Regions from separate parts of the Homo sapiens genome. Here regions 1 and 2 are each linked to region 3. Evidence: read pairs that join two places in POLR2A ChIA-PET (ENCODE). Cell type or tissue: HepG2. All regions are shown on one strand. Links, peaks and the distances in the headings refer to the core of each region. The heading gives the core; the rest is flanking DNA.

Region 1 (10,843 bases), core at 2,012-7,011, 110 kb before region 3:
AGGTCAAAATGTAGGATGAGGTGGGCTTTCTAGCCAATATAGGACAATAAAGAAGAAAAGGAATGCCATGGTCATGGTGATAACCTTACCAGTTCCTGGTGTAGATGAGAAATGAAGCATAGCTAATCTACTAATTTTAGGTGACACCATCATGCCTTTCACTATGACTCAAAAGAATGTGTGACAAACCACTTTCTCATCAGGCCAGCTGATGGTATTGCCACTCAGAAATGGGGAGAAAATTCTTAAAGAACCACTAAGAGCTTTTCACTACTCTGAACTCTCAGCTTGAATAAAATCCACTTAGTCCTTTCTGTATTTCAGTGACTGCAATTATCAAGCATTGATAAGGAGCTTCTTGGGTTTTCAGAATGGTCATAAAAAATGATTTTCAGCTGAGTGTGGTGGCTCACACCTGTAATCCCAGCACTTTGGGACACCGAGGTGGGTGGATCACATGAGGACAGGAATTTGAGATCAGCCTCAGCAACGTGGCAAAACCCTGTCTCTATTAAAAATTCAAAAAATTAGACGGGCATGGTGGTGCACGCCTGTAATCCCAGCTACTCGGGAGGCTGAGGCACAAGAATCACTTGAGGCTGGGTGCAGTGGCTCACGCCTGTAATCCCAGCACTTTGGGAGGCCAAGGCTGGTGGATCACTAGGTCAGGAGTTCGAGACCAGCCTGGCTAACACTGTGAAATCCTGTCTCTACTAAAATACAAAAAATTAGCTGGGCGTGGTGGTGGGCACCTGTAGTCTCAGTTACTCGGGAGGCTGAGGCAGGAGAATGGTGTGAACGTGGGAGGCGGAGCTTGCAGTGAGCCGAGATTGCACCACTGCACTCCAGCCTGGGCAACAGAGCGAGACTCTGTCTCAAAAAAAAAAAAAAAGAATCGCTTGAACCAGGGAGGAAGAGGCTTCAGTGAGCCGAGATCGCCACTGCACTCCAGCCTGAGTGACAAGAACAAAACTCTGTTTCAAAAAAAAAGATTTTTATTTTATTAAATATGGGTTGAAAATAGGTGAGGTATTTATAAAAAAAATGGTTAAGGATGGTGTATTGAGCATCTTTAATGTGTGACTGTTCAGCATTCATTTCTCTTTCCTAATAACATCACATTTCTTTTAGAGGGAATTATAATTTTATTATTATTGTTGTTACTATTTGCATATAAATTTTTATATATTTGTCATTGTTGTTGTTGTTTTGGTTTTTTTGAGACAGGGTCTCACTCTGGTTGTCCAGGCTGGAGTGCAGTGGGGTGATCTTGGCTCACTGCAGCCTTGACCCCTCAGGCTCTGGTGATTCTCCCACCTCAGCCTCCTGAGTAGCTGAGACTAGAGGCAGGTGCCACTGTCCCCGGCTAATTTTTTGTATTTTTAGTAGAGGCGGGGTTTCACCATGTTGCCCAGGCTGGTCTCAAACTCCTGGGCTCAAGCAATCCACCAGCCTCGCCCTCCCAGAGTGCTGGGATTACAGGCATGAGCCGCTGTGCCTGGCCTTGTTACCATTTTGGATTCAGCCTGGTGGACTTTTACTCAGCAGACCTATACTTTCTTAGCCCAAGTCTGAATATATGGTTGAAACCAGGCCAATCAGACACCTACTCTCTGGAATTTAAATCTTGGGTAGAGGATTAAAGAGAGGATTAATCTATTCCGGGGCGAGTCCTGGATTTTGTCAACGTGAAGCCATTCTTGTGATCTCCAGATCCTGGACCACTGCGAATACCTTGGATCAGCACATTTCAAAGTCTGGTTCTCTAGCCTTACTTCCAGGCGATGAAGTCTGATATATTTCAGTAAGTTTCCTTTCCATAAATGAACTAGAGCCTCTTTCTGTTGTCTGTATCTATAGAACTCTGACTCATTCATAAGTTATATCTTACAAATTAGGCAGTTTAAAGAAAAATGGACTTTATAGCTACAAGGTAAACAGTATGAGACCATAGCTAGAAGTAATGTCATAGTTGATTATTTAAACATTTTTTTAAAGCCTGCAGAAAAAAATTTACTCATGATGAATACAATAATTTTATAGAGAAGAAAAGTGGAAACTGGAAAAAAGAAGATAACATTGAACAAAAAAATTAGAAAATATATTTTTGAGAATTTTCTTATGGCAAAAAATATAAATTAGGTGATAGGTATTTAAAAAAATATCTGACATCGATTGATTAATTAATTCATAGATTCTTACTGATGAGCATAGAGCATAGATCGTCTTCTAGCTGGAATTATTTTCTAATTACTACTTGCTCCTTATTATTCAGATCTCACAACTTTTCTGGCTAAGTCTGTAGTATTGCATGCAGAGGGATGAAATTTCAAAGCTACGAAACTTGATTTGACTTGAATCCTCCCAGAAGTGAGAATTGTACAGAGAGCTTAGTCAGATGAGATTTAATAGGATCCAAATTTCAGGATTTACTCGTTTTTCTCTTTTAGAAGGTTCAGCAACATTGATGACTTTTATGTGGGAAGAGTATCTTGATAAATCATATTAAAGAAAAAGTGAAGACCTAATTGCTTGTCACATTCCATCTGTATCATTATCCTGAACGATCATCAGGTATAACCCTCTATCAACAGACTTAATATATTATATTAACTTTCTTTTTAATGCACTTTTTTGGTGGTGAAAATGAAGGCTCATTTTTTTCCCTACCATTTTTTCCCTGTTCATTCTCACAGAAATTATGTAAAATAGAATGAGTCATAGTATATCAGGTATCTTAACCTTTATTACAGAAGCACTTTGAGAATTATTGCCCTAGCAGGTAAGCAGTTGGCATAAGGAAAAGACTGAATGGATTATGATGTGGTGATTATCCTAGACTTCACCCTCTGCTTTTTCTCAGAAGAGACAACACTTCTCTAATAGATAGTTAACTCAATCTAAGGAGAAAAGGTTCTGAAGTATTTCCAAAGTATTTCCTCTTATCTTGAGGTGGTTAAGGCTCCCTCTGAATCTGATGTCTGTGTGATTATGAATTTGCAACCCAAACTGTACTCATCATAGAAAACTTACACTGGGCCAGGCACAGGGACTCATGCCTGTAATCCCAACATTTTGGGAGGCCAAAGTGGGAAAATCACTTGAGCCCAGGAGTTCAAGACCAGCCTGGGCAACACAGCAAGACCCTGTCTTCTATACAAAACTGAAAAGAAAATAGCTGGATGTGGTGGTGTGTGCCTATAGTCCCAGTGACTTGGGAGGCTGAGGTGGGAGGATTGCTTAAACTGGGAGTTTGAGGATGCAGTTACCTGTGATCGTGCCACTGCACTCTAGCCTGGGCAACAGAATGAGACCCCATCTCTATAAAAGAAAGAACATTTACAGTAATGTTCTGTTAGTGATCTAATTCTACATATAGCCCTAGGATCTTCTTAAAAGATCCAAGAACAGCAGGATCTCCCTTAAGAAGCATTTTCTTGAAAAATATGGTCATGTCACTACTTTGTTATATTTGTTAGGAGTGCTTTTAGCTGCAAATAATGGAAAAAATCCAACAATTACTTAAACAACAAGCGCTTTTTTTTTTTCACATTAGACAGCAGCTGGTTTCAGGGCTGTTGTCTAATGACTCCGTAAGTTCATCAAGGATGCAGTTTGTTTTTATTTTTATATTCAGCCATACATAGCATATTTATTTGTTGCTTTATAGTCTCAAAATAGATGCCATAGCTCTATGCATCACTTCTATAATGAAGACAAGAAAAGGCAAGGGGTAGTGACAATGGCTTCTCCTCTAATTTTTTTTTTTTTTTTGAGACGAAGTTTTGTTCTTGTCGCCCAGGCTAGAGTGCAATGGTACAATCTCGGCTCACTGCAACCTCCGCCTCCTGGGTTCAAGCAATTCCCCTGCCTCAACATCCCCAGTAGCTGGGACTACACTACGCCTGGCTAATTTTTTGTATTTTTAATAGAGACGGGGTTTCACCATTTTGGCCAGGGTAGTCTCGAACTCCTGATCTCAGGTGATCCACCCGCCTCAGCCTCCCAAAGTGCTGGGACTATAGGCATGAGCCACCAGGCCCAGTCTTCCTCTCATTTTTTCCTTTTTTAAAAAAGCAAAGCCCTCACAGATTTGAAATAACCTGTCAGTCAGGCACAGTGGCTCACGCCTGTAATCCCAACACTTTGGGAGGCTGAGCCGGGCCAGATCACTTGGGGTCAGGAGTTTGAGACCAGCCTGGCCAACATGGCAAAATCCCTTCTCTACTAAAAATATAAAAATTAGCCAGGCCTGGTGGCACGTGCCTCTAATCCCAGTTACTCAATAGGCTAAGGCAGGAGAATCACTTGAGCCCAGGAAGCAGAGGTTGCAGTGAGTGGAGATTGCATCACTGCACTCCAGCCTGGGTGACAGAGTGAGACTCTGTCTCAAAAAAGAAAAAAAAAATAACTAATTGCCAGGTGTGATGGCTCACGCCTGTAATCCCAGCATTTTGGGAGGCCGAGGCGGGTGGATCACCTGAGGTCGGGAGTTTGAAACCAGCCTGACCAACATGGAGCAACCCTATCCCTACTAAAAATACAAAATTAGCCAGGCGTGGTGGTGCATGCCTGCAATCCCAGCTACCTGGGAGGCTGAGGCAGGAGAATCACTTGAACCCAGGAAGCAGAGGTTGCAGTGAGCTGAGATCACACCATTGCACTCCAGCCTGGGCAACAAGAGTGAAACTCCGTCTCAAAAAAAAAAATTAATTAAAAATAAAAATAAACCTGTCAGAGGTCACTCAGACATGAAGCAGAGAAGCAAGGATTCTCACCCCAGCTGTCCACTTCTTAAGCCAGTGCTCTTGACCATTGCCTTCTTTGGAGCAGTGATGGCTACTCTATGAGATTATAATCTTTTTTTTTTCCATTATACTTCTCCTTCATAACCTCAAGTTTTCAGTAAGTTCTGTTAAATGCTGTAGCTTGGCTTTAGCTCTGCTTTGTGAGTTAAGGGAGGGGCCTCTGTTAACACTTATGAGAAAAATTTGGGCAGACAATACTGGCCAGGAGAAGCTTATTAAAGTGAGCTGAGGGGATTGGAGCAGGATGGCTACCTGAGGGGATGATAACAGCAGTGTGAGCTTGAGGAATATGCCTCTTTCAGACAGAGAGATGTCTAAGAACTTGAAGCACCCTCAGAAATGTATGGAATTATGGAAACTTGAGTTGTCATTACCTGGATTGTTAAATAAGGAGCTCAGAAAGCTGGGGAATTTGACATATGGTTGCATGAGTCTCTGATATTTGGTTTCTACTCCTAGACTTAATGTAAATTGGACATATAGACCTAACCAAATCCCACCTTGCTGCTAATTCCAAATACAACCTTGCACTCTACTCTGTTCACCTCTTGAGCTCAAGAGGGGTTGGATTGTTCAGGCTGCATAGAGCCTAAAGGTATCCTACAGCAGAAGGCTTTTAACGACATAAAACACATTATCAGGTGTTCCATAGGTGATGTACAGAGAAAAACCCATATTTGGAGATTGCGCTGAACTGGAAATTGCTGCTGCAGTTATGAAGATTTTTATGCACCTGAAGCAGGAAAGAACTATCTCTTATTCAAATGCTACAAAAAGCGAGATTTTCTTCTCTATTATCCAAAGAACCTACTATGAGGAAATAAAAGGGATTGAAAAACTCTTAAAGCCCCACCCATAGCAACCGGACAACTTTTCAGGAATCTAATATATAACAATCTATGAATTAGGGATTACTCTTCCCATTTTACAGAGTTGAGCACAGTGTTGCTTATTTGAGGTAACACAGCTGCTCACTAGTAGAACTAGCAGAGCTGGCACAGAAACCAGTGACTGTACTATACTTTTTCTTGCACTCTGTTCAGCTTTTATCAAAATTTCCAAGGTTCTCTTCCAATGGGAGGCCATGTATGTCCACACATTAATGTAAAAATGATTAGGTTTGAGTGTTTAATGAAAAATTCTGTATATTATAGATGTTATACAAGGCTTAAACAGGTCACTAACCAAGCAAGCAAACCAGAACTGATTTACTTTGGAATTGGTAAAAATCATCACATAAACAATGTATACACAAAGCAGATTCACTTGACTTTTATACATTTTTCTAAATTCCTAAAGAATGTAGGATTTGGGAAACCATCAATATGATAATTTAATGTAGAGTTTTAAAAAGTACGTGCTTTAGGTGGGTGCTAATAATACATTAATAAATTCCATGTAAGCTCAGGTAAGTACCAAATGGCCTTTTGGTATACTTCCACCATCGGGTTTGCTTTCTACATCTCTTTGGTTACCCTATAGTCTTCCCTGCGTTAATCAACCCAATACCACTTTTCATTGTTGGGAAGAGTTTCCCATAAAGTTCCTCAATTAATTCCTGTTCTCTTTCATTCCCTACCCACATGAACTCCTGTAAATGAGCACTTGTCTCACCGACAGAACAATGTAACAGGGAGAAACCACATGAAAACATTGCTTCACTGTCCTGTCCTTGTTCAAGCATTGTGTCCACTACCTTTGATAACATGACAAGTTTTGGGTTTTGGGTTTCTGTCATGACTACAGCAAACCTTGACTGCCTACTACTTGCCAGACATTGTGTAGGTGAAGATCGGAGAACAAGACTGATCCCAGATTCTGCTTTCATAAAGCTTATGTTCCAATGGGAGCCAATAGAAAATGGAAGGTAGAGATAAGCTCCTGGCATGAGTGCTCTGTTACAAATGACAATAGAGATGAGATAGGGAATAATGGGTTGGGGCAGGCAAGGTTGCTCTGACCAGGTTTTTTTAAAACTGAAATCTGCCTCACAAGAAGGAGCCAGAAAATCAGGCTTCGACCTGTTTGAACATCTGATCAGGTGAGATACTTTTGGCAAATCATTAAAACTTTCAGTCTGTGTTTTCCTCTTCAAATAAGAAACATGACAAGGTGGGATGCGGTGGCTCACGTCTGTAATCCCAGCAATTTGGGAGGCCAAGACGGGTGGATCACCTGAGGTCAGGAGTTCGAGACCAGCCTGGCCAGCATAGAGAAACCCTGTCTCTACTAAAAATACAAAATTAGCCGGGTGTAGTGGTGCATGCCTGTAATCCCAGCTACTCGGGAGGCTGAGGCAAGAGAATCGCTTGAACCCGGGAGGCAGAGATTGCAGTGAGCTGAGGTTGTGTCATTGCACTCCAGCCTTGGCAGCAAGAGCAAAACTCTGTCTCAAGAAAAAAAAAAAAAAGAAACATGACAAATCTATAGAACTGTGAAGAACAAGGAAATAATTTCTCAGATAACTTCATATGTGGGAAGAGAATTAACTATGCTAGGTCAGCCATTGAACATAGAATTTATGTCAACTATCTCACTAATCATAATTCCCATAAAATATAAAGGGCTATAAAATGATTTGTTGTTGTCATTCAACTCTCCCCAGGTCAGTTTTCTGTAGTCCTCCTTTCCTAAAATGACTCCTGTGGCCACTCAAGCTGAATGTGGAAAAAATAGCGCAACTGCTTATTTTCCCTCTATGCCTTTCCTATGCCAACTTTCTCTTAGTGTTGGGCAATGTTATAACTTTCTAATATTATTTTCTTTTATTTTATGTGAGACGGAGTCTCGCTCTGCCACCCAGGCTGGAGTGCAGTGGCATGATCTCGGCTCACTGCAACCTCCACCTCGCGGGTTCAAGTGATTCTCCTGCCTCACTCAGCCTCCTGAATAGCGGGGATTACAGGTGCCTGCCACCCAGCCTGGCTAATTTTTGTATTGTTAGTAGAGACGGGCTTTCACCATGTTGGTCAGGCTGGTCTCGAACTCCTGGCCTCAGGTGATCCGCCCGCCTTGGCCTCCCAAAGTGCAGGGATTACAGGAGTGAGCTACTGCACTCAGCCCTAATATTTTAATCATGCCTGTAATCCCACCACTTTGGGAGGCTGAGGCCTCGCTTGAGGCCAGGAGTTTGAGACCATTCTGTGCAACATAACAATACCCCATCTCGACAAAAAATGTTTTAAAAAAATTAGCCAGGTGTGGAGATGTGTGCCTGTAGTCCTAGCTACTTGGGAGGCTGAGGCAGGAGGATTGCTTGAGCCCAGGAGTTTGAGATTAAATAGTGAGGACAATGGAGTGAGACCCTATCACTAAAAAATAAAAATAAAAACATATTTCAATCAAGGATTTTTGTTGTAACCTTCAAATCTTTGTTGTCTTGTACTCTTAACATCCATGTGGTTGCTCAGACTATCTTTGGATCCTATACAGGCAAGGGCAGAACAAAACTGCATGAGCTTTTGACACAACCACTTCCTGGCTGGGTGATGTTAAATTATTTATCTATTTGCATTTCATCTATAAAGTAGGGATGATAGTAGTACCTACCTCATAGGATTGTTGTTGTAAAGAGTAGGCTGGGCATGGTGACTCATGCTTGTAATCTCAGCACTTTGGGAGGCTGAGATGGGAGGATGGCTGAGCTCAGAAGTTCAAGGTTATAGTAATCTATAATTGCACCACTGCACTGTCTCAAAAAAAAAAAAAAAGGAGCAAATACCTCTAAAGTTACTTCAAATAATAAACACTTTATAACTGTTGCCTATTTTATAACCCACTTCCTGAATCTATTTCTTTTTTATCTTATCCAGGCCTTTGCTATCTCACTTAAGTTATTGCCACTCCCTTGTGTATAGCGATGCCACACAGCTATATGCAACCTTGTCTTAATTGCCTATAATTCCGTCATTCATGCACTCCACAAATATTTATAAAGCACTTATTATGTGTGTGTCATTGTCCTAGTGGCTATGGCAAACTCTTAAAATAGAAAATATAGTCTGCCATCAGTAAGGTCAAAATCTAGCTGAGGAAGGGACTAATATACATGGAAAATGCTACAGAACAATATGAGTTAAATAGCCTTATAAATTAACACAAGAGGGCTGGACACTGTGGCTCACGCCTGTAATCCCAGCACTTTGCGAGGCCAAGGCGGGCAGATCACCTGAGGTAAGGAGTTCGAGACCAGCCTGGCCAACATGTGAAATCCCATCTTTACTAAAAATACAAAATTAGCCAGGTGTGGTGGCAGTCACCTGTCATCTCAGCTACTAGGGAGGCTGAGGCAGGAGAATTGCTTGAACCCGGGAGGCAGAGGTTGCGGTAAGCCAAGATCACACCACTGCACTCCAGCCTGAGTGATAGAGTGAGACTCTGTCTTTTTTTTTTAAAAAAATTAATTAATTAATACAAGAGGAGTCTAAGACATTACATGTGAGTGTTCCATTTACAAACATTCATGTCATCCTTTATTGCTATAAGAATTAGTATGCATTTTTTCCAGGCTTATGCAGTATTTATTAAATTTTCTCTTGATCCTTATACTAATCCCCTCATTAGATTTAAGTATCTTTGAGACCAGGCATGGTGGCTCACGCCTATAATCCCGGCACTTTGGTAGGCTAAGACGGGCAGATCTCTTGAGGCCAGGAGTTCAAGACCAGCCTGGTCAACATGGTAAAATCCTGTCTCCACTAAAAATACAAAAATTAGCAAGGCATGGTGGTGCATGCCTGTAATCTCAGGTACTAGGGAGGCTGAGGCAGGAGAATTGCTTGAACCAGGGAGGCAGAGCGCTGAGATCTCACCACTGCACTCCAGCCTGTGCTACAGACTGAGACTCCATCTCAAAAAAAAAAAAAAAAAAAAGAAAAAGAAAAAAAGAAAGAAGATTTAAGTATCTTTGAGAAGAGGGACTGGATCTACAGCAGAGTATTAGTGCATAGGCTCCGGGGGCAGAAGGATCTCTTCTCTGCTACTTGCTAACTGTGAGAGGAAAAGTTGCTCAGCTTCTCTCAGCCTCATTTCCTCATCTAGAAAATGAGGAAAAAATAATACTTTTTTGGGTTAATGTGGGATTGAATGATATAATTCATGTGAACCCTTATGCAAAATCTGGCATTTGTAAGTGCTCAATAAACATAAATTATAAAAATAACTGTGTTTTATAGAACTTCTGGTATGTGAAAAATCTATAATAATCTATAAAATCTATAATTTATAGAGTATCTAGTACAGTGCTGTGTCAATAGTGGACAGTGAATTAAATGTGTTATTATATAGGTTAATAGACAATGAAAACTTTCTACCCTCACCCTCAAAGGCATAAAATGCATGGTATTTTAATATTTACTAAAGTAAGAGATTTAAACTTATAAATATAGGAATTAACACTGAAAATATTAGCCAATGTCTTTCCAGTAAGTATCTTGTTTCGGAACATTGTTCTACTGATATTATCTAATTTAGTGGAACGTCAAGTATTTGTCATCACACTCTAAATGAAATAATAAAACTTAGAATCTACGGACTGTGAAAATACAACAGAGATATAGCAAGGTAAAAGTTTTGCCTATGGCACACCATTTCTTTAGAAACAGAACAGCTGGGTTCATGGGGGAGGATTGTGTGAGCTCAAGAGTTTGAATCCAGCCTGGGCAACAGAGTAAGTCCCTGTGTCTAAAAGAATAAAAAGAAGTAGAATAGAGTGCTTTAAAATTTTCAGATGCTATTCTTCTTTAGAAATTAGATAATGTGCCTTTCAGTAATTGGTAAAATGCCAATTCTCAAAGACCTTCAAATATGAATCTGTAATTAAAATCAGAAATTTGAGCCACAAAATTATAGAGACACATATTCTTCTCATGTTTCATTATTTATCTTTATTTCTTGGCACTCTTACTCCTCTATTGCATATGTGTATATATACATATTACATGTTACATATAATATGTCTATTCTGCTTATATATTTTATATTAAGAGTGAACACATAAGACTTATAATGATAAGCTGCTATAGGCTGCTGCTTTG
Region 2 (10,422 bases), core at 5,423-10,422, 190 kb before region 3:
CTTCAGTCTTTTATAACCTAATCTCAGAAAAGACACACCATCGCTTCTGCCATATTCTGATGGTCACACAGACTAACTCTGATACAACATGGAAAAGGGACCACTGATGGGTATAAATACAATGAGGCAAGGACCGTTAGGCGCCATCTTAGGAACTAGCTACCACATTGACCCAATGTTTTATGGACTTAGGTCAAGCCTTCATCCTTCCCCTGACCATAAACCCAAACCTGACTGGTGGACCATAGTAGTATTTCTAGACTTTGGTTTCATTTTTCAAATAGAAATTGTTGGTAAATTTTAGATCTTCTTCTACAAGGAACAGCCTGATTTATATATGCAGCCAGGCAAGCAACTTAATGCCAATATTTATACTTGGAAGTTTATCCTGTCAAGTTTTTACTTTTCGAGCTGCATTTCTGTGACGGGTTTGAATATTCAGATGCACCAACGAGCACTATCAAACCTGGCTGTATTTATTTTTATACATAGCATATTTTAACTAGCATAACTACAAGTATTATTTAATTAATGTCTAAATATTTGCTTTGTTTTTCTTTCCTTTTTTTCTTTTTTTGAGATGGAGTTTCACTCTTGTTGCCCCAGGCTGTAGTGCAATGGTGAGGCCTTGGCTCACTGCAACCTCTGCCTGTTGGGTTCAAGTGATTCTCCTGCCTCAGCCTCCCAAGTAGCTGGAATTACAGGTGCCTGCCACCATGCCCAGCTAATTTTTGTATTTTTAGTAGAGACAGGGTTTCACCATATTGGCCAGGCTGTTCTCAAACTCCTGACCCTCAGCTGATCCACCCTCCTCGGCCTCCCAAAGTGGTGGGATTACAGGCATGAGCCACTATGCCTGGCCAATATTCGCTTTCTTTAAATCTGTATCTTAATAGCATCCAGCTGATAGCTAGCTACCCATGAAAATTATTTGAATATACTTTTGCAGCAGGGGCATTTTAATGTTTCTTTTGCAATCCAGAACCTCTAAGGAGAAGTTGTTTTGGTTTAGATTACTTGTTTTTATTATACTATAGCCAGTAGTTCATGTTTAAATTTCGACCTGCTAGTCTAAATTCCACGAAGGCAATGACTGGGTTTGTCCTCACCACTTTGTCTTCGTTGCCTGATACATAGGATGTAATATTCATGCAATGAGTGTCTATGGAATTAATGCATGATTTCTGGATTCTAGCAAATTGAAAAACTGAATAGCTCCCTCAAGACTGAAAATTTAAGATCCTAGCATACATGATAAAAATTAAGTCATAGATGTAAAATACTAACTAGTAAAACAGAAAAGAACAAACATTTACAGAGCTGTTTTTTTAGCATTCTGCCCGATTTTTTCTTTTCTTTTTTTTTCTTTTTTTTTTTTTGAGATGGAGTCTCGCTCTGAAGTGCAGTGGCATGATCTCAGCTCACTGAAACCTCTGCCTGCCGGGTTCAAGCAATTTTCCTGCCTCAGCCTCCGGAGTAGCTAGGACTACAGGCACGTGCCACCACGCCTGGTTATTATTATTATTATTTTTTGTATTTTTAGTAGAGGCGGAGTTTTACCATGTTAGCCAGGATGGCCTCGATCTCCTGACCTCGTGATCTGCCTGCCTCAGCTTCCCAAAGTGCTGGGATTACAGGCGTGAGCCATCGTGCCCGGTAACTCTCTGATTTTTTTTTTTTTTTTTTTTTTTTTTGAGATGGAGTCTTGCTCTGTCTCACCCAGGCTGGAGTACAGTGGCATGATCTTGGCTCACTGCAGCCTCCGCCTCCCAGGTTCAAGTGATTCTCCTGCCTCAGCCTCCTGAGTAGCTGGGACTACAGGCATGCACTACCACACCCGGCCAATTTGTGTATTCTTAGTAGAGACAGGGTTTCACCATGTTGGCCAGGCTGGTCTCGAACTTCTGACCTCAGGTGATCCACCTGTCTCAGCCTCCCAAAGTGCTGGGGTTACAGGCATGAGCCACTGCACCCGGCCAACTGTCTGTTTTTCTTATGATTGCATTCAAGTTAGGGGAAATACCTCAGTAGAGATTTTTCTGAAACAGTTTCCTTGCAAAGGAAACAGATATTTAGATACAGTGTGCTGAAACTGGGGGCAAGCCTGGTTGCAGATTTTATCATGTTACAGATTTTGCATTATTATGATAATTAAAGAAACCTGCTGTTGAGTTAGTTCTCTCAGGCTGGATTCTTCATTGACAAGAAATGGAAGTTACTGGTGAAGTTCTGTGGCATCATCTTATCAACACTATTTTTTGGCCTCTAGTGTGGGCAGGTCTCTAATAAACAGGTAACTGAATAAAAGAATTATAATGAATCACACCTACCCAAGTCCCATTTGATCTAGTTGAACTCTGTTGCTTATTCCTTCAATCTAGGGGCTTTTAGCTGTATATTCATTGTTTTGAGTTCCTATGTTAATGAAGTTCTAGTGCACGTCCACTTGTAAAATGGTCTTTATTTTAGCACTAGTAGTGTCCAGTATATCCAAACCTATTTATTGGTCTTCTTGCCAATGAATGTAGCCAATAACACAATGTAAACAAGTGAAACTGGAATTTAAGTTGCTGAATTTTATGAAGTTGTGAAAGTTGTCAGAATCAAAATGCAATCATTAACGTCAGAACAACAAAAACAGCAACAAAACTCTAGAGCCAGGAAAGGCCATGAAGAGAGGGTTCTCATGCTTTTATGCTTGATAACAAAGACTATCACAAAGACTACAAAAACCAACCTTGCACAAAGGCCATTGCAACCTTACACAACAAATTCTTTTGCAAGGACATCTGCCCAGCAACTGACTATCCAATCCTGGACTGACGTCACCCTTGTTATTGATCTTTGCAGCCAAAGATAATTATTTGAAAACAATTATGTCATCCTCATTCTTTTCTTAAAAACCTTTGTGTTCCTTTACCTCCCTGAATATGCACATAGTTTACTCTGGCATGAATAATCTCACTGCAATGCCCTATTCCCAAATAAGTACCTTTTCTTTTAGAGAGCCTCTCTCTGTTGTTTAGACTGACAAAGTCAATGAAAGTGATGTTTGAGAACTGCTCAAATAATAACAAAAGTTATTGTCAGATAAGGATCTAGCAGAGTTAAGTCAATTAAAAATGGAAACAAATGAAAATTTATATGGATGCTGTATTAGATGCTTCAAGACAAAATTATCTAAATAATAACTGGCTAAGGCTGGCCTTTGGAAAAATTAAAGTCCTGAAATATTTTTGCAAAAAATGACCAAGTTTGTGACTATATTCTGCAAGTCAGAAGTGAAATGGACATTATATTGTCACTCCCCCAAAAATCAACACTTGACAGCCGGGTGCAGCGGCTCATGCCTGTAACTAAAGAAGTTCCCAAGGGCAATTCTTTTTATCATTTCACTATAAAATCTTTATTTTTTTTTTCATGATTGGAAAGTAATGGCCAGGCACGGTGGCTGCGTAAATGTCATCTCTTTTTTTTTGAGACGGAGTCTTGCTCTGTCTCCCAGGCTGGAGTGCAGTGGTGTGATCTTGGCTCACTGCAACCTCCGCCTCCCATGTTCACGGCATTCTCCTGCCTCAGCCTCCTGAGTAGCTGGGACTAGGGCGCCCACCACCACGCCTGGCTAATTTTTTGTATTTTTAGTAGAGACGGAGGTTTCACGGTGTTAGCCAGGATGGTCTCCATCTCCTGACCTCGTGATCCACCGGCCTCGGCCTCCCAAAGTGCTGGGATTACAGGCATGAGCCACCGCTGCTGGCCAAATGTCATCTTTTGAGAGTGTCTGTTCATGTACCTTGCCCACCTTTTGAAGGGGTTGTGTTTTTTCTTGTAAATGTGTTTAAGTTCCTTGTAGATTCTGGATATTAGACCTTTGTCAGACGGATAGACTGCAAAAATTTCCTCCCATTCTGTAGGTTGTTTGTTCACTCTGATGATAGTTTCTTTTGCTGTGCAGAAACTCTTTAAAAGTAATCCCAGCAGTTTGGGAGGCCAACGCGGGAGGATCACCTGAGATCAGGAGTTCAAGACCAGCATGGCCAACATGGGGAAACCTCATTTCTACTAAAAAAAAAAAAACATAAAAATTAGTTGGCGTGGTGGCATATGCCTGTAGTCCCAGCTACTCAGGAGGCTGAGGCAGGAGAGTTGCTTGAACCCAGGAGGCAGAGGTTGCAGTGAGCCATGATCACAACCACTGCACTTCGGCCTAGGTGACAGAGCGAGACTCCATCTCAAAAAAATATAAAATAAAATAAAATAAAATAAAATAAAATAAAATAAAATAAAATAATTAAATTGAAATTGAATGAATGAGCTATTTCATATTACTGTAGATACCTCCATTATATTATCACTTCCAAAAATTGTGTGTATTGCCACCTCTAAAAAAACAGAACATGTGTGTATATGTATGTGTCAGTTTGGATATCTTTAAAAAATGAATAATGTCAACTTTTCCCAGTGTGTTCTGTAGAACACTAATCCCAAGCAGTCATCTGAAAAAAAAGGCATCTGCAGTGGTACAGGATGTTTTCTGTTTCCCACACGCTATTCTCTGTTCTGCTCTGTCCCCAAAAGGCTGATCTGTATAGATGACAGGTTCATTTGCCCTCTGCCTGGGGAGAGAGGGGAAAAGAGAGACTAGTAGGACATCAAAGGGGATGCGGAAATGAGGCTGAATATTTCTCGGTCTTTTATCGGTCTCCACCTGGATTGCTGTTAGTTGGCTGTATCTTCCAACTAAGGTCACAGCTTCTTTGAGGAAGTCCTATCCATTTAGCTCTTCTCTTCAGTCCCAGTAACTGGTCCCCCTCTCTTGCCTCTTTAGGCTGGGAGGTGGCAACTGTATCACAACATTCCTGTTGGCTTCCCTTTATTAAATGCTTCTTAGTTGCCGGGCGCGGTGGCTCACACCTATAATCCCAGCATTTTGGGAGGCCGAGGCGGGTGGATCACCTGAGGTCAGGAGTTTGAGCAAGCCTGACCAAAATGGTGAAACCCCGTCTCTACTAAAAAACAAAATTTGCTGGGTGTGGTGGCACATGCCTGTAATCCCAGCGACCCGGGAGGCTGAGGCAGGAGAATCACTTAAACCCAGGAGGCAGAGGTTGCAGTGAGCTGAGATAGTGCCACTGCACTCCAGCCTGATGACAGAGCGAGACTCCATCTCAATAAATAAATAAATAAATAAATAAATAAATAAATAAATAAATGCTTTTTTCCTTTTTATAAAGTTCTGGGATACATGTGCCGAATGTGCAGGTTTGTTACATAGGTAAACGTGCCATGGTGGTTTGCTGCCTATTAACTCATCACCTAGATATTAAGCCCAGCATGCATTAGCTATTTATCCTGATACACTCCTTCCCCCCATCCCCCAACAGGCCCCAGGGTGTGCTGTTCCCCTCCCTGTGTCCACGTGCTCTCATTGTTTAGTTCCCACCCACTTATGAGAAGATGCAGTGTTTGGTTTTCTGTTCTTGTGTTAGTTTGCTGAGAATAATGGCTTCCAGCTTCATCCATGTCCCTACAAAGGACATGAGCTTATTCCTTTTTATGGCTGCATAGTATCCCATGGTGTATATGTACCACATTTTCTTTATCCAGTCTATCGTTGATGGGCATTTGGGTTGGTACCATGTCTTTGCCATTGTGAATAGTGCTGCAATGAACATATGCATGCATATATCTTTGTAATAGAATGATTTCTGTTCCTTTGGGTATACACCCAGTAATGAGATTGCTGGGTCAAATGGTATTTCTGGTTCTAGGTCTTTGAGGAATTGCCACACTGTCTTCCACAATGAACTAATTTACATTCCCACCAACAGTGTAAAAGTGTTCCTATTTCTCCACAGCTTTGCCAGCAGCTGTTGTTTCTTGACTTTTTAATAATTGTCATTCTGACTGGTGTGAGATGGTATCTCTTTGTGGTTTTGATTTGCATTTCTCTAATGACAAGTGATGATGAGCACTTTTTCATGTTTGTCAGCTGCATAAATGTCATCTTTTGAGAGTGTCCATTCATGTCCCTTGCCCACTTTTTGATGGGGTTGTGTTTTTTCTTGTAAATGTGTTTAAGTTCCTTGTAGATTCTGGATATTAGACCTTTGTCAGATGGATAGACTGCAAAAATTTCCTCCCATTCTGTAGGTTCTTTGTTCACTCTGATGATAGTTTCTTTTGCTGTGAAGAAACTCTTTAATTAGATTCCATTTGTCAATGTTTGCTTTTGTTACAATCGCTTTTGACATTTTCATTATGAAATATTTGCCTGTGCCTATGTCCTGAATAGTATTGCCTATATTTTCTTCTGGGGTTCTTATAGTTTTGGGTTTTACACTTAAGTTTTTAATCCACCTTGACTTAAGTTTTGAAAAAGGTGTAAGGAAGGGGTCTAGTTTCAATTTTCTGCATATGGCTAGCCAGTTTTCCCAATGCCATTTATTAAATAGGGAATCCTTTCCCCACTACTTTTGCCAGGTTTGTCAAAGATCAGAGGGTTGTAGATGTGCGGTCTTATTTCTGAGATGTCTATTCTGTTCCATTAGTCTGTGTGTCTGTTTTTGTACCAGTACCATGCTGTTTTGGTAGCCTTGTAGTATAGTTTGAAGTCAGGTAGTGTGATGCCTCCAGCTTTCTTCATTTTGCTTAGGGTTGTCTTGGCTTTAGAAGCTCTTGTTTTTGGTTCCATATGAATTTTAAAGTAGTTTTTTCTATTTCTATGAAGAATATCAGTGGCAGTTTAATGAGAATAGCATTGAATCTATAAATTACTTGGGGCAGTATGGCCATTTTCACGATATTGATTCTTCCTATCCACGAGGATGGAATGTTTTCCCATTTGCTTGTGTCCTCTGATTTCTTTGAGCAGTGGTTTGTAGTTCTCCTTGAAGAAGTCCTTCACATCCCTTGTTAGTTGTTTTCCTAGTTATTTTATTCTCTTTGTAGCAGTTGTGAATGGGAGATCACTCATGATTTGGCTCTCAGCTTGTCTATTGTTACTGTATGGGAATGCTTGTGCTTTTTGCACATTGACTTTGTATCCTGAGACTTTGCTGAAGTTGCTTGTCAGCTTAAGAAACTTTTGGGCTGAGATGATGGGGTTTTCTAGATATAGGATCATGTCATCTGCAAAGAGAGACAGTTTGATTTGCTCTCTTCCTATTTGATTACCCTTTATTTCTTTCTCTTGCCTCATTGCCCTGGCCAGAACTTCCAATGCTATGTTGAATAGGAGTGGTGAGAGAGGCCATCCTTGTCTTGTGCCGGTTTTCAAAGGGAATGGTTCTGGTTTTTGCCCATTCGGTATGATATTGGCTAGGAGTAGGCATAAATGGCTCTTACTATTTTGAGGTCTGTTCCATTAATACCTAGTTTATTGAGAGTTTTTAATATGATGGGATATTGAATTTTATCAAAGGCCTTTTCTGCATCTATTGAGATAATCATGTGGTTTTTGTCTTTAGTTCTCTTTATGTGATGCATTATAATACATTTATTGATTTGCATATGTTAAACCAGCCTTGTGTCCCAGGGATAAAGCCAACTAGATCGTGGAGGATAAACTTTTTTTTTTTTGAGGATAAGCTTTTTGATGTGCTGCTGGATTCAGTTTGCCAGTATTTTACTGAGGATTTTTACATCAATGTTCGTCAGGTATATTGGCCTGAAATTCTTTTTTTCTTGTTTCTCTATTAAATGTTTAATTATCCACTGTGAGTGAACAATCTGTCTTCTTCCGGGACACTGATTGATACAATGGATAAATACAATATTGTTCTCTTGGAAAGATTAAAAATTCACACCAGCATATTAAAGGCTCTAATATTGCAGTAAATAATGTCTAAGTTAGCCCAGTGTTTGCCAAACTTATTCATGAGACCATTTCTCTAATATATCTAAGAATATCCCTTGAAAATATTTGATTATAAAATTTCTTGGCTTAAAAACCACAAAACTGGCCGGGCACGGTGGCTCACGCCTGTAATCCCAGCACTTTGGGAGGCCAAGGCGGGTGGATCACGAGGTCAGGAAATGAGACCACCCTGGCTAACACATTGAAACCCCATCTCTATTAAAAACAAACAAACAAACAAACAAAAACCCCACAAAACCAAACTTGGCCGAGCGCAGTGGCTCACTCCTGTAATTGTAGCGCTTTGGGAGGCCAAGGCAGGCAGATCACTTGAGCTCAGGAATTTGAGACCAGCCTGGGCAACATGGCGTAACCCCTTTTCTACTACAAATACAAAAGCTAGCCAGGTGTGGCGGTGCACACCTGTAGTCCCCAGCTACTCAGGAGGCTGAGGTAGGAGTATCGCTTGAACCCAGGTGGTTGAAGCTGCAGTGAGCCAAGATTGTACCACTGCACTCCAGCCTGGGTGACAAGTGAGATCCTGTCTCAAAAAAGAAAAAAAGTAAATGCAGTACTAATCTAAACACACACACACACACATACACAAAACCAAACTTAATGGTTTATATTCTTGATGACTATTGTCAATCCTTGTAAGCAGCTAATCGTTTTGTGCTGTGTAGGAAATACCGATTTCCTTATGGTCAATTGAGGTGTATAAGCTTAAAGCTATTAGTCATAGCATTGACTTGTCCCAAGTGGCTGTACTTTTTATATTTAGTTTTTATGATTCCAAATGTCTCGTTATCAGGCTTACAAGTGTATCTTAATTGCTACCCATGTGCTTCTCAACTTTAGTGCCTGAATTTCATGACATCTATTTTGGCTGCCTGGAAACTTTAACCCCTTTATGTTGGGCATTTCAGTTATGTAAAACGCTGCTGTGGATGTACTCTTTTAAACCCTGAGGTGGAGGTGATTAATTCTGTGTAGTTCTGGCCTTTCAGCATGTGATAGAAATGCATTTCTGAGTTAAGTGACATGTATGATTTCTTAGTCAAGCTTTTAATCACCGTGAGACACTCTAAATCCCTTTTTGCCTTCTGTCACAGCTAGGTTTCTCCTAAAAATACAAAATTCCTGTATTAAAAATACAAAATTGGCCAAGTGTGGTAGCGCATGCCTGTAATCCCAGCTACTTGGGAGGCTGAGGCAGGAGAATCACTTAAACCCAGGAGGTGGAGGTTGCGGTGAGCCAAGATCAGGCCATTGCACTGCAGCTTGGGCAACAGCAAAACTCCATCTCAAAACAAAAAACAAAAAAAGTCATGCATATTTATTTACATAACTGTGTGGTGTAGTGGACCAGCTCAAACACAGGTCTGAATCCCTGACTTCTACCACTTATTAGCTAGTCCCCTATCTGGAGGCTCAAATCCCTTACTGTAAAATTGGGACAAGACTGTTGGAAGGGAATCAAATTATAAAAACTACCTGAAAATAAAATCATTAATAAATGGTAGCTATCAATTTATTAACTGGTTACTGCGGCAATATATATAATTATAAAATCACCATCAATCCTTTCATTCATACGTTAACACATATCACTGGTTTAATTCATTGAAGGCAAATACAAGTTTTTCCCTTACTTTCCTTCCAAGATTCCACTTAGGCTGGTTACCCCAAACGTAATGGAGAAACATTAAATGTCACTTTTAAACCACTTTTAAACCAGTCTTTAATTTTCAATTCAGGTGTGAGGCACATATATACACACAAACATATTAATTTAAGGAAGCAAGAATGTAGAATATTAACATGTATGGCAGACACTACTTCATGTATTTTGTTTAAAACTTAACTTTGAAATAACTTCATTGTTTACATGTAAAAGAAAAATATCATTCACTTATACTTCCACTTCCCTTTAAAGTATTCTCAAATTATATTTCCTGAAACTCCAATAGAAAGCATTCTCTCTTAATCATGGCAACGGGTCGGGTACTCATTGGTGACCAAAATCTGGTGACACCATCTTTTATGTTCTTTGCCATATTCTTAAATGCCTGGCAAACAGTAGATATTTACCAGATGAATATGACATTAAAAAAATAAATTTCAAGAGATTGAGATTCTTTAGCCAAGTTGAGGGACTACATCATTTTGAAGCACTCTAGAAGGGGGATGTGATTAAATGTGACTGCATGCCTGGGCTGGCTGCTTCTAGGTATAGAGCTGTGTTAAGGCGTGGGAATAGGAGAGCAATGCCCTAGGGAAAAGAGGGCACTAGGGGAAACAATGGTTGCAGTGCACTGCAGAATGACCAATGGCACCTACTTCCAGAGTTTTCCTTCAACTAAAAAGAGATGGCATTTTCTTATGATTCAGTAACCGCATTACTTACATCAACATTATGGTTGCTATAGACAAGCCTAGGTAGCTAGCCTCTATTTACATCATCCCACTAAGGGTATCCAAACCCAAGTAACCAAATTTTAGAACACTATCAGATAGTTTCCTGCATTCAAGACTTCAACTCATAACTCTTTGAACTCTTATTA
Region 3 (10,843 bases), core at 2,463-7,462:
TTGAGGGTCTAGCCCTCACCAGCCACTCAGATCACCTGCAGCAGCACCTGCCTATCACTCAGCACTTTGAACAGGTGAGAACACCCCTTCCCCCATACACATGCTTGGTATTATCACTGAATCCTCCACCCACCCCAGTCCCCATCCAGACATCTTGCCTCTCTCCTCACTTACCCTAATATTTGGCACCCACTTCACACTCACCCTCTTCCAACAAGCCTCAGCCCCCTGATTCTGAAGCTCCCAAGGTCCTGTCTTTCCCACCCTTTGCAGAACCAGCCCCTCCACCCCAGCAAGAGACTCCAGCTGGAAGAGAAAACTTCTAAGCCCCCAAGGGAGGGGTAAAGCTAAAGGGGAGCACCAATATTGAAAGCAGGAGGCCACAACTGATGCGGAGAAGGGTACCCAAACTCCAGAGCAGCCTGACTAGGGCTGGGGCTCTCAGGCAAATACCTGAGGCTGCCCATCCTCATCTAGAACACCTCCTCTGAGCCCTAAGGATGAGGGGAGCCTATGGCAAAAGAAGCTATAGGCAGCAGCATCTTGAGGTCTAGAGAATAACTGGATTTGTTGAGTGAGATTCTGGACAGTCTGAGTGTTGGAGCCAAGAGTGCAGGCAGCCTGAGACCAGGCCAGAATTTAAACTGCTGTCACAGAGGGGACCTAGACAGCTGATTCATCCTGGTGGAAACCCTGCCTCTTCCCCAAGTTTTACCCTAATGGTCCATCCAACTTGCCAACCCCTTTGCCATCTAAAGGCCAGCAACTTGCCCGTCTCTCCACCCTACCCAGCCCAACATACCAGGAAGAGCAAGATAGCAACCAGACAATGAGAAACTGCCAGAGCTTCAGCCCCTGTCCCTGCCTGCAGACCTGCCGTCTCTGCAAAATGCCTCATCTGTGGATGCTACAAGCTTCTCAAGGAATCTCAAGTCCTAGCTGTCCTAGAGGCTAACCAAGAAGTCATCTCTCCATTTCAGTCCTCAACAGCTCCTGCAGACCCAAGTAGCGGAGGGGACCCCGAACACTCTCCTCTCACAGAGTCCCTAATCCTTTATCTTTCCCCTCCCTACAAGGCAGCCAAACATTCTAGAGCCCAGGAAAGCCCCAGTTCCAGGCTCTCCACAGTGCCCACCCAGCCCAGCCCTCCAGAAAGCCCCCAAATTCCAGCCCCCACAAAGTCCAACTTTGATATTGTCCAGATAGTCCAGCCTCTTGATCCTTCCCCAGACCCTAGTTCTCCAGAGAATCCCAGAGCCCAGCCTCGCAAAGTCCTGCTAGCAGAGCACACTCACCTCCAGTCACTGGAAGAATTGGGAGGCCTGAATTCCATCACCCACCAGCAACCAGCAGGAGCCCCAGGCCAGGAGCCAGCCCAGAGTGGCTGATCTTAAGTGCTTTGACGGTTAAGGATCAAGGGTCGGGAGGAGACTCCTGTCCTTCAATAAAGCCACAAGAGCCAGAAGCTGGTTTTTCCTGGTGAATTTCTCTAAGGCCCTCTCTCTGGAGGGGAACACAACCTACCCACCTCTCACCCTCCAAGGGCAGCCTCTTTAACTGGATTCTAGAAGGGAGTTCCAGGAAGCCCCCCAATACCCTAGGATCCTTACAACCTTGCAGTTCCTCTGCATTTGTGTCTTCCGTCTTGGCTAATGCCTCCAACAGCTCAAAACAAGCAAACTTTATTATACTTCACTATTAATTTTATATAAGTATATAAAAAGTTAACAGCCCTGCCCTCCCTTGTCCTCAGGAGCAGTCTTTGAAACAGCTTCTTCCATGCTATTCTTAAGAACTGGGTGGATCTGACTGCCCAGAGAGGGCTCTACCTTTCCCCAAGGTCACACAGCCATGAAGTGGGACAAATTGAGGAGAGGGGAACTAGATGGGCAGGCAGCCCCACACTTTCTTCTTGGAGTCCTGAGGGACCCAGGCCTCAAGTGCATGGAGAACTGAAAGAAAGGAGAGGGAGTTGTCAGGCCTGCAGTGCACACAGAGGGAAGAAGGTTCCACAAGCGAGGAGGTGGATCCCCAGCCCTGAAACCCTCAGCTGTAGGCACAGACGACCGCCTGACAGGCGGACGCCCCCCAGGCCCTCCTGCAAGTCTTCCTGAGCTGTCAGAGGCCGTGGCAGCTGCTGTATACAGCAAGCCAGCACCCGGCAGTCCTGGGCAGGGGCAGTGGCTGCATTGGGCCCCAGTGTTACCGGAAAGGGGTCCTGATCCAGACCCCAAGAGAGGGTTCTTGGATCTCGTGCAAAAAAGAATTCGAGGTAAATCCATTGAGTAAAGTGAAAGCGAGTTTATTAAGAAAGTAAAGGAATAAAGAATGGTTACGCCAAAGGCAGAGCAGCCCCTAGGGCTGGTGGTTATTTTTACGGTTATTTCTTGATTATTTGCTAAACAAGGGGTGGATTATTCATGAGTTTTCCAGGAAAGGGATGGGCAATACCCCTGGAACTGAGGGTTCCTCCCCCTTTTAAACCATACAGAGTAACTTCCTGACATTTGTAAACCATCATGATGCTAGTGGGAGTGTCTTTTAGCATGCCAATGCATTATAATTGCATCATAACTAGCATATCATGAGCAGTGAGGACCTCCAGAGGTCACTTTCATCTCCATCTTGGTTTAGTGGGTTTTGACCAGCTTCTTTACTGCAACCTGTTTTCTTATTAATTATTATTGTTATTATTGAGACAGAGTCTCGCTCTGTTGCCCAGGCTGGAGTGCAGTGGCGTGATCTCGGCTCACTGCAACCTCTGCCTCCTGGTTTCAAGTGATTCTCTTGCCTCAGCCTCCTGAGTAGCTGGGATTACAGTCGCCCACCACGCCCAGCTAATTTTTGTATTTTTAGTGGAGACAGGTTTCGCCATGTTGGCCAGGCTGGTCTCAAACTCCTGACCTCAGGTGATCCGCCCACCTCGGCCTCCCAAAGTGCTGGGATTACAGGTGTGAGCCACCGCGCCCAGTTGCAACCTGTTTTATTAGCAAAGCCTTTGTGACCTGTATCTTTTGCAGACCTCCTATCTCATCCTGTCACTTAGAATACCTAACCTCGTGGGAATGCAGCCCAGTAGATCTCAGCTTCATTTTGAAGTGGCTACATTGTCTGGGGTATATACCTGGGATTTGTTGTCTGGCGCCAGGAAAATTTAGGACACAGACACACATGAGGAGTTTAAGAGCGAAGGTTTAATAGGCAGAAGAAAAGAAAGTAAAACAGCTCTGCCTCTTGAGAGAGAGGGGACTTCTGAGAAGAAAGACCTGCCAGCAGTGGATGGGCCAGATTTTATAGTCAGGTTTGAGGAGGCAGTGTTTGATTTACATAGGGCTCACAAATTGGTTCGATCAGGTATGATGTTTTCATAGTGCTTGTGGTAAGACTGGTTGCCCCACCCTAATCTTATTGTGCAAATGGGCTTTCCAGTTAACCAGCGCCATCTTGTCTGCTCCTTACTGTACAGAAGAAGGGAAGATGGGCCAGGCGCGGTGGCTCACGCCTGTAATCCTAGCACTTTGGGAGGCTGAGGTGGGTAGATCACTTGAGGTCAGGAGTTCGAGACCAGCCTGACCAACATGGTGAAACCCTGTCTCTACTAAAAATACAAAAAAATTAGCCGGGCTTTGTGGCACACACCTGTAATCTCACCTACAGGTTGGGGAGGAGAGGCTGAGGCAGGAGAATAGCTTGAACCCAGGAGATAGAGGTTGCAGTGTGCCAAGATCCAGCTATTGCACTCCAGCCTGGGCGACAGAGTGAGACTCCATCTTGGCTGGGCGCGGTGGCTCAGCCTGTAATCCTAGCACTTTGGGAGGCCGAGGTGGGTGTATCACGAGGTCAGGAGATCGAGACCATCCTGGCTAATGCGGTGAAACCCCGTCTCTACTAAAAATACAAAAAAATTAGCCGGGCGTGGTGGTGGGCGCCTGTAGTCCCAGCTACTCGGGAGGCTGAGGTAGGAGAATGGCGTGAACCCGGGAGGCGGAGCTTGCAGTGAGCAGAGATTGCGCCACTGCACTCCAGCCTGGGCGACAGAGCAAGACTCCATATCAAAAAAAAAAAAAAAAAAAAAAAGAAGAAGAAGATGGAGCCACCATCTTGAACATGATTGGCACAACTGCCAATCAATGTCTGCAGCTCGGTTTTACAGACTGCTCTTCATTAGAAAGAAAAATAATTTGGGGTTGCTTTTCATTAAAAGGAAAACCTTACCGAGGACTTCCATATCCTCATTATCTGCCTAAGTAATTTCTTCTTAATTCCTTTATCAATTTTACCCAGCCCCTATTCAAGATGGAGTCACTCTGGTTCAAAGGCCTCTAACACCAGCGTTCAGATGAGCTGCTACTCCTCCGGAGGCAATTTGAAGTTGAGGGTCTGTGGCGCATGGGCACCCACCTGTTCCTGGCTGCTGGGTAGGTAGGTTTCCGCCTCCATCTATGCTTCTCCTGAAGCTTCTGCACCAGTAGTTCCAGTCCCACAGCCAGGAGTAGGGTGGCCAGGATGGATTAGTCCACATGATAGCAGTGATGCCCCCTGAGACAGGGTCCCTTTGGAGCTGGAGCTGGTGGGCATGATAGTGCTGCTCTCATTTACAGAAGGGGCCCCTGCTGTGGAGGTTTGTCTCAAGGCTGGGCCTAAGCAGGCCTGCAGCAGAGGCAGGCCCAGGGCCAGGAGCAGCCCTAGGCCAGGGTTTGCCATGGGCTGGGTGTCTGGTTGGCAGCACTGAGGAAGGGGCTTCTAGCACTGCGCCCCTCCTACTTCATATCAGTACATGAGTACCTGAGAGGCACCTGGCCTGGGCGTCTTTGACCTCTCTCAGATTTCTGGTCCATGCCCCTCCTCTTTTATAATCTTATGGGACCACTGTTTTATATGTGGTCCATTGTTGACCAGAATGTTTTTATACAGTACATGACTATAATTACTTGGAATTTTGGGGTGGAGGATGAAACCAGTGTTGTTGTTTTGTAATTTTTAAAAATAAACTTTCATATCATTGATTCCTTAAAAGAAGACTTATACTGGAGAGGAGACCAAGTTGCTCTGTGCGTCAACCCATGCTCATTGTCCTTCCATGTCCAAAGACCTCTTCTATGAAAGACAGCTGAGTGTTTCTCTGCTCCTAGGGCCCTTATGCTTTACATCATGTGACTTCTGCTTTTCTGGACCAGCAATGACTTAGTTCAAGGATTAACCTTTGAGACAGAGATAGCTAAAAGCCTCGCTATCAGCCCATGAAGTGTAACTGAACTCTGCCCAGCAAGAATGGTCAATATTGGATGTTGACTAACCGTAAAGCAGATCTCCCTTGGGAATTTGGAGGGAAACTTAAGTGAGCAGGAACTAGAGACACATTGAGGCTTCAGAAATCACAAGACAGTAAAAGCTAACACAGACCTTGAGGTGGAGAGAAGGCAAGTGGAGAGAACAGTGTTGGAGGATACAGAGGTACAAGCAGAGACTGAAATCAACCCACTTACAAGTTGGGAATCCTTGTCAGAAAAAGCAACAGAAGTTTACAGATGCATGGATCTTTGCAGATGTTGCTGTTGAGTGTAAGAGCTGCTATCAGTCCTCTACATTGTGTATTCTGAATGAGCTACAGTTCCAGCTGCTGGCTGAGTAGTTGCTAAGACACAACCTCTTGGTTCTTACTTCCCTTCCATATCTTTAGACCTACACCAACTAAGATAACTTGAAAATGTCATGTTTTTCTCAAACCCAAATAGGATTGACTGCTAAGGACATTTATACATTGCAAATAAATTATTTAATAGCAAATTTGTCTCCATTATCATATTTTTTAAAAACGAGATTTTAAATAATGCTAAATGAGTCTTACCTGTGTACATATTCTATTAGAGCTATTTGAGATCTGATAATACTTAGTAATTCTATTTGTCTATTTAACAGAAGCAATCAATTTATTTCAGATTACCTTTTATCCAAAGAGAAGGTAAAAGTATGCATCCTTTCCAATGGAACTTGTTATAATTCAAATAATTGAAAGTGAATGGAGAGAGATAAGAAAGTTAAGGATATTATCTGAACTAATTCAATTCCAATTTTCTTTTCTTTTTTTTTTTTTTTTTTGAGATGGAGTCTTGCTCTGTCGCCCAGGCTGGAGTGCAGTGGCGTGATCTCGGCTCACTGCAGGCTCCGTCCCCCGGGGTTCACGCCATTCTCCTGCCTCAGCCTCCCGAGTAGCTGGGACTACAGGCACCCGCCACCTCGCCCGGCTACTTTTTTTTTGTATTTTTAGTAGAGACGGGGTTTCACCGTGTTAGCCAGGATGGTCTCGATCTCCTGACCTCGTGATCCGCCCGCCTCGGCCTCCCAAAGTGCTGGGATTACAGGCGTGAGCCACCGCGCCTGGCCGATTCCAATTTTCAATAAAACAAATTCAATTCCTGTGTAACAATCTCCTCCCTGTTGATAAAAAAAAATCTGACAATGAAGTGGTGAATTTGGCAATAGGTCATGCATTCTAAGAAAATAATAGTTGATCAAAATTTGTGGAATCCGGCTGGCACAATGGCTCAAACCTGTAATCCCAGCACTTTGGGAGGCCAAGGCAGGTGGATCACCTGAGGTTAGGAGTTTGAGACCAGCCTGGCCAACATGGTGAAAACCCATCTCTACTAACGATACAAAAATTAGCCAGTAGTGGTGGTGCATGTCTTTAATCCCAGCTACTTGGGAGGCTGAGGCACAAGAATCGCTTGACCCTGGAAGAAGGAGGTTGCAGTGAGACAAGATTGCGCCACTGCACTCCAGCCTGGGTGACAGAGCGAGACTCTGCCTCAAAAAAAAAAAAAAAAAAAAAAAAAAAAAGAAAGAAAGAAAGAAAGTGTCCAAATACTTCAGCTGTAGAATTATTCTTTATACAGTTTCTGAGACCATTAGAGTCTTTTCTCTTCATTTTCTACATCTCCCTACTTAGCATTCACAAAAGGTGTGTTTTCTTTAGGCTTAGATTAGACCTAGAAAATTTTCTCTCACCATTTTTTTTTGTGGGGGATGGGGGAGGAAGAGAAAAAGGAGATAAACTTTGAAGCATGTACATTAATGCACTTAATGTCTGGAGCACAATGACTAAATTATTTTTAGTGTAAAAAATAATTTAAAATGACTGCATTTTATGATCTCTATTTCTGTATGCACTACCTTTGAATTTCTGTATTGGAATAATAGTACTGATATGATCGTCTCCATTAGTAGATTCATGAACTATCATGGTTTGGTTTACTCACTGGCTTACATACTTAATATTGAAATGCAACCATGTAGCAGTTTCACAGCACAGAGTGGCAACCAAGAGTTTTGTATACAGATAAGATTTAAGTGAAACTACACAGGACCATTGTTCAAAACAGAAGCCATGCTTTCCTTAAGGTTAAACACAGTTCCTTCAAATTTTTCTCTTTTGTTCTCTTCTTCTGTTATCAGATTGTGCTAGATTTTGCAATGGGGTCAAGGGTAGATGCAGAAGAAGACGGTGGGATTGTTTTGCCAAAATAAGACTGACATGTTCTAGACTGAGTGTAGTTTCTATTACTTGTTTAAGAATGAACACATAGAAACACAAGAAGATACAAAATGAATCAGGCTCAATATCCTTTCCTCTCTATCTGAAAATGTAAGGTAAGCTTCTTTTCTATTGTTAGTAAGAAAATATGAGAGTAGAAAATAGGTTTCACATTTTTTGATTTGTTCTTATATTAATAGATCTATTATTTATCATAGCTTTTTCACTTTCTGTGTGACTCTGAGCAATTTACTTACTCTTTCTGTGATTCAGTTTCCTCCTTTCCAAAGTGGAGACAATAATGTTCAGTTTACTTACACGTAGGGGTGGCCATAAGGATTAAATGAATGAATACTTATAAGGGTTAGCTCTTTTCTTCTTTTCCCTTCCCTTTTTGTCTTCCTCATCCTATTTGTATTTCATCCTTGTAGACTAGGAGTTACTACTTTCTGTGCATTCTGCTTAAATATATGCATCCTAAGATGATTTTTGAGTGACTGTACATGGTTTGTGCCAAGTATAAGAATGTCTTCTATTCTGCTTTCAACTCACTGCCTGCTTATCAATACTCTGATGGCCTTTTTGTCTATTAGAACCACATTAGACTGACAACAAGTTCTCTGTCTTGTTTTTCCAAATGGCCCTCGAAGCCAGTTATCCCTTGGCCATTATTTACGTTATTTCTAGCTTTAGGACCTCTATTATTTTTCCAGGGCTGCTGTAACAAAATACCACAGACTGGGTGGCTCAAACAATAGAAATTTATTTCTTCACAGTTCTGGAGCCTAGAAGTCCAAGATGAAGGTGTTGGCAGGGTTGGTTTCTTCTGAGGCCTCTCTCCTTGGCTTGTCAATGGCCGTCTTCTCCCTGGCTTCACATCATTTTCCCTCTGTGCACCTGTGTTCAGATTTCCTCTTCTTACAGGGACATCAGTCATATCAGATTAGGGCTCACCCTAACTGGCCTCATTTTAACTTAGTTACCTCCTTAAAGATGCTATCTCTAAATATGGTCACACTCTGAAGTACTGAGGATTAGAACTTCAGCATGTGAATCTTCAGGAAACACAATTTAGCCCATAATAGGACCTCACTTTTCTCATCAAGAAGCTGGTATCTTAAATTTCTGTCCAACTGCCTACCTTGTGAAATTTCCTAAACTTTTTCCTTATCTTCATAATTCACCACTGGTAAGTCATTTTTAAATTACGAAATGATACTCCATAGTCATCTTCTGTTTCAAAAATTATTGCTGGGCATGGTGGCTACAGGCATGAATCCTAGCACATTGGGAGGCCAAAGCAGGTAGGTCACCTGAGGTCAGGAGTTCGAGACCAGCCTGCCTAACATGGTGAAACCGCATCTCTACTAAAAAAAAAAAAAAACAAAAAAATTAGCTGGGCATGATGGTGGGCACCTGTTATCCCAGCTATTCGGGAGGCTGAGGAAGGAGAATCACTTGAGCCTGGGAGGCGGAGGTTGCAGTGAGCCAAGATTGTGCCACTGCACTCCAGCCTGGGTGACAGAGCAAGACTCTGACTCAAAATCAATAAATCAATCAATAAATAAATAGCCAGGCGAGATGTGGTGGTATGCCTGTAGATCTAGCTACTCAGGACGCTGAGGTCGGAGGATGGCTTGAGCCTGGGAGACTGAGGCTGCAATGATCATGAGCTATGATCATGCCACTGCAGTGGGACCCTGGCTCAAAAAAAAAAAAATTATTGATCAAAGTTAATCTCAGTACTGATCTCTGTGACATCTCTCCCATTGCATGGATTCCTCTAAAATTCAGGCTCTAACTTTTTGTACTAATATATATTTTTAATCCATGATAAAATATTTTCTGTGAATACAGTTGTCCCTCAGTATCTGTGGGGGGTTAGTTCCAGGACCTCTGGAGCACATCAAAATCTGCAGTGGCTCAAGTATCTGATAAAGTATTTGCATGTAACCTATGCATATGCTTCTATATACTTTATATAATCTCTTAAATCATTATAATACCTAATACAACAAAGATATATAATATGTAAATTATGTAAATAGTTGTTATACTCTGTCGTTTTAGGAATATTACAAGAAAAAATGCATCGTTATGTATTCAGTACCGATGCATTTTTCTTTTCCTGAATATTTTTGATCTATGGTTGGTTGAATTCATGGAAGAGGAACACATGGATACAGAGGGCTGCTAATTGTATAATCCAATAGTGAGTGATTCACCTTTAAGATAATCTTTGGTTCGAAGGTCTGAATTTAAAGTCTTTGCACTTTACCTTTGCTCGTTTTCCTTATTTATCTATTTTTCTTTTATTTTTTTTTGAGACGGAGTCTTGCTCTGTTGCCCAGGCTGGAGCACGGTGGTGTGATCTCAGCTCACTGCAACCTCCACCTCCTGGGCTCAAGCAATTCTCCTGCCTCAGCCTCCTGAGTTGCTGGGATTACAGGTGCACGCCACCATGTCTGGCTGATTTTTGTATTTTTAATAGAGACGAGGTTTCACCATATTGGTCAGGCTGGTCTTGAGCTCCTGTCCTCAGGTGATCCATACCAGCCTTGGCCTCCCAAAGTATTGAGATTACAGGCATGAGTCACCATGCCCGCCCCTTATTTATTAATTTACCTCTTCAAAGAATGCTACTAGACGACTATAATATCCCCTTACAGAAACCATATTACTCTTTTCCCAGTAGATTACCCTCTCTAAATATTTATTGAGTCAGGGAAAGGAACATGGGTTCTTTTGTTGAACTTCAATGTTGAGTGTATAGTCAAGGTATTGTATAGTTCCAAGACCATTAAAATGAATTATTAGATACAAAGCATTTTCAAGAATGACATTTAGGTTAACTGGTTATGACTAGGAATACAGAAATCAATACCTGACGAAAAGTGATGCAAAAATCAGGAAATGAGATTGGAAATATGAAAGACAGGTTACCAAAATAGGATCAGAGAATCAGATAAGGAGAATTAGCCAGAAACAAACAAACAAGTAAGCAATAATAATAATAATAATAGTAAAATAAAAATTAAAAAGCCCCAAAACTCTGAAAGTCAATGATATTCTCAATGGCTGGATCAAGGTCAATGTATTTGTAGCTGAGCTACAGAAAGTAAAATGTTTACCTGGTGGCATGTCTTATCCCACTGAATTTTGGATTATAGATTAAGCTCTATGTATTCATCCTATCTATATTCACAAAGGGGTCCCTCTCTTGCTTATAAAGTCTCTATCAAACTTCCAAGTAGGGAGGTAAGACTCTACAATTACAAAATCCTTTTAATATTTTATAAATCCTTAAAT

What was found. Peaks named below come from ENCODE experiments on the same cell type or tissue, not always from the same donor. Only the 100,000 strongest peaks of a DNase experiment are listed, where the experiment ranks them.
Region 1: POLR2A ChIA-PET joins it to region 3 with 5 read pairs; 2 of 35 experiments call an interaction of 5 or more read pairs at or near these places.
Region 2: POLR2A ChIA-PET joins it to region 3 with 8 read pairs; 4 of 35 experiments call an interaction of 5 or more read pairs at or near these places.

What each region holds. Positions count from the first base shown.
Region 1 is chr6:63,494,294-63,505,136 of GRCh38, reverse strand. It overlaps a transcript of LGSN not described here. Among named protein-coding and RNA genes, the nearest start is that of PTP4A1, 73 kb to the left of the region's middle. RefSeq lists an enhancer at 320-459. In HepG2, for the core only: no CTCF peak of the experiment used is centred there; a DNase peak (open chromatin) is centred at 4,296.
Region 2 is chr6:63,582,538-63,592,959 of GRCh38, reverse strand. PTP4A1 (protein tyrosine phosphatase 4A1) reads right to left here. Exons shown (of 6, transcript NM_003463.5): 6 at 9,372-10,422. LOC128125822 reads right to left here. Exons shown (of 2, transcript NM_001415059.2): 2 at 9,372-10,422. Among named protein-coding and RNA genes, the nearest start is that of PTP4A1, 15 kb to the right of the region's middle. RefSeq lists an enhancer at 2,722-3,016. In HepG2, for the core only: no CTCF peak of the experiment used is centred there; no DNase peak of the experiment used is centred there.
Region 3 is chr6:63,386,116-63,396,958 of GRCh38, reverse strand. It overlaps a transcript of LGSN not described here and the pseudogene LOC100133007. Among named protein-coding and RNA genes, the nearest start is that of LGSN, 72 kb to the right of the region's middle. RefSeq lists an enhancer at 7,306-7,395. In HepG2, for the core only: a CTCF peak has its summit at 2,603 (motif pointing right); a DNase peak (open chromatin) is centred at 5,238.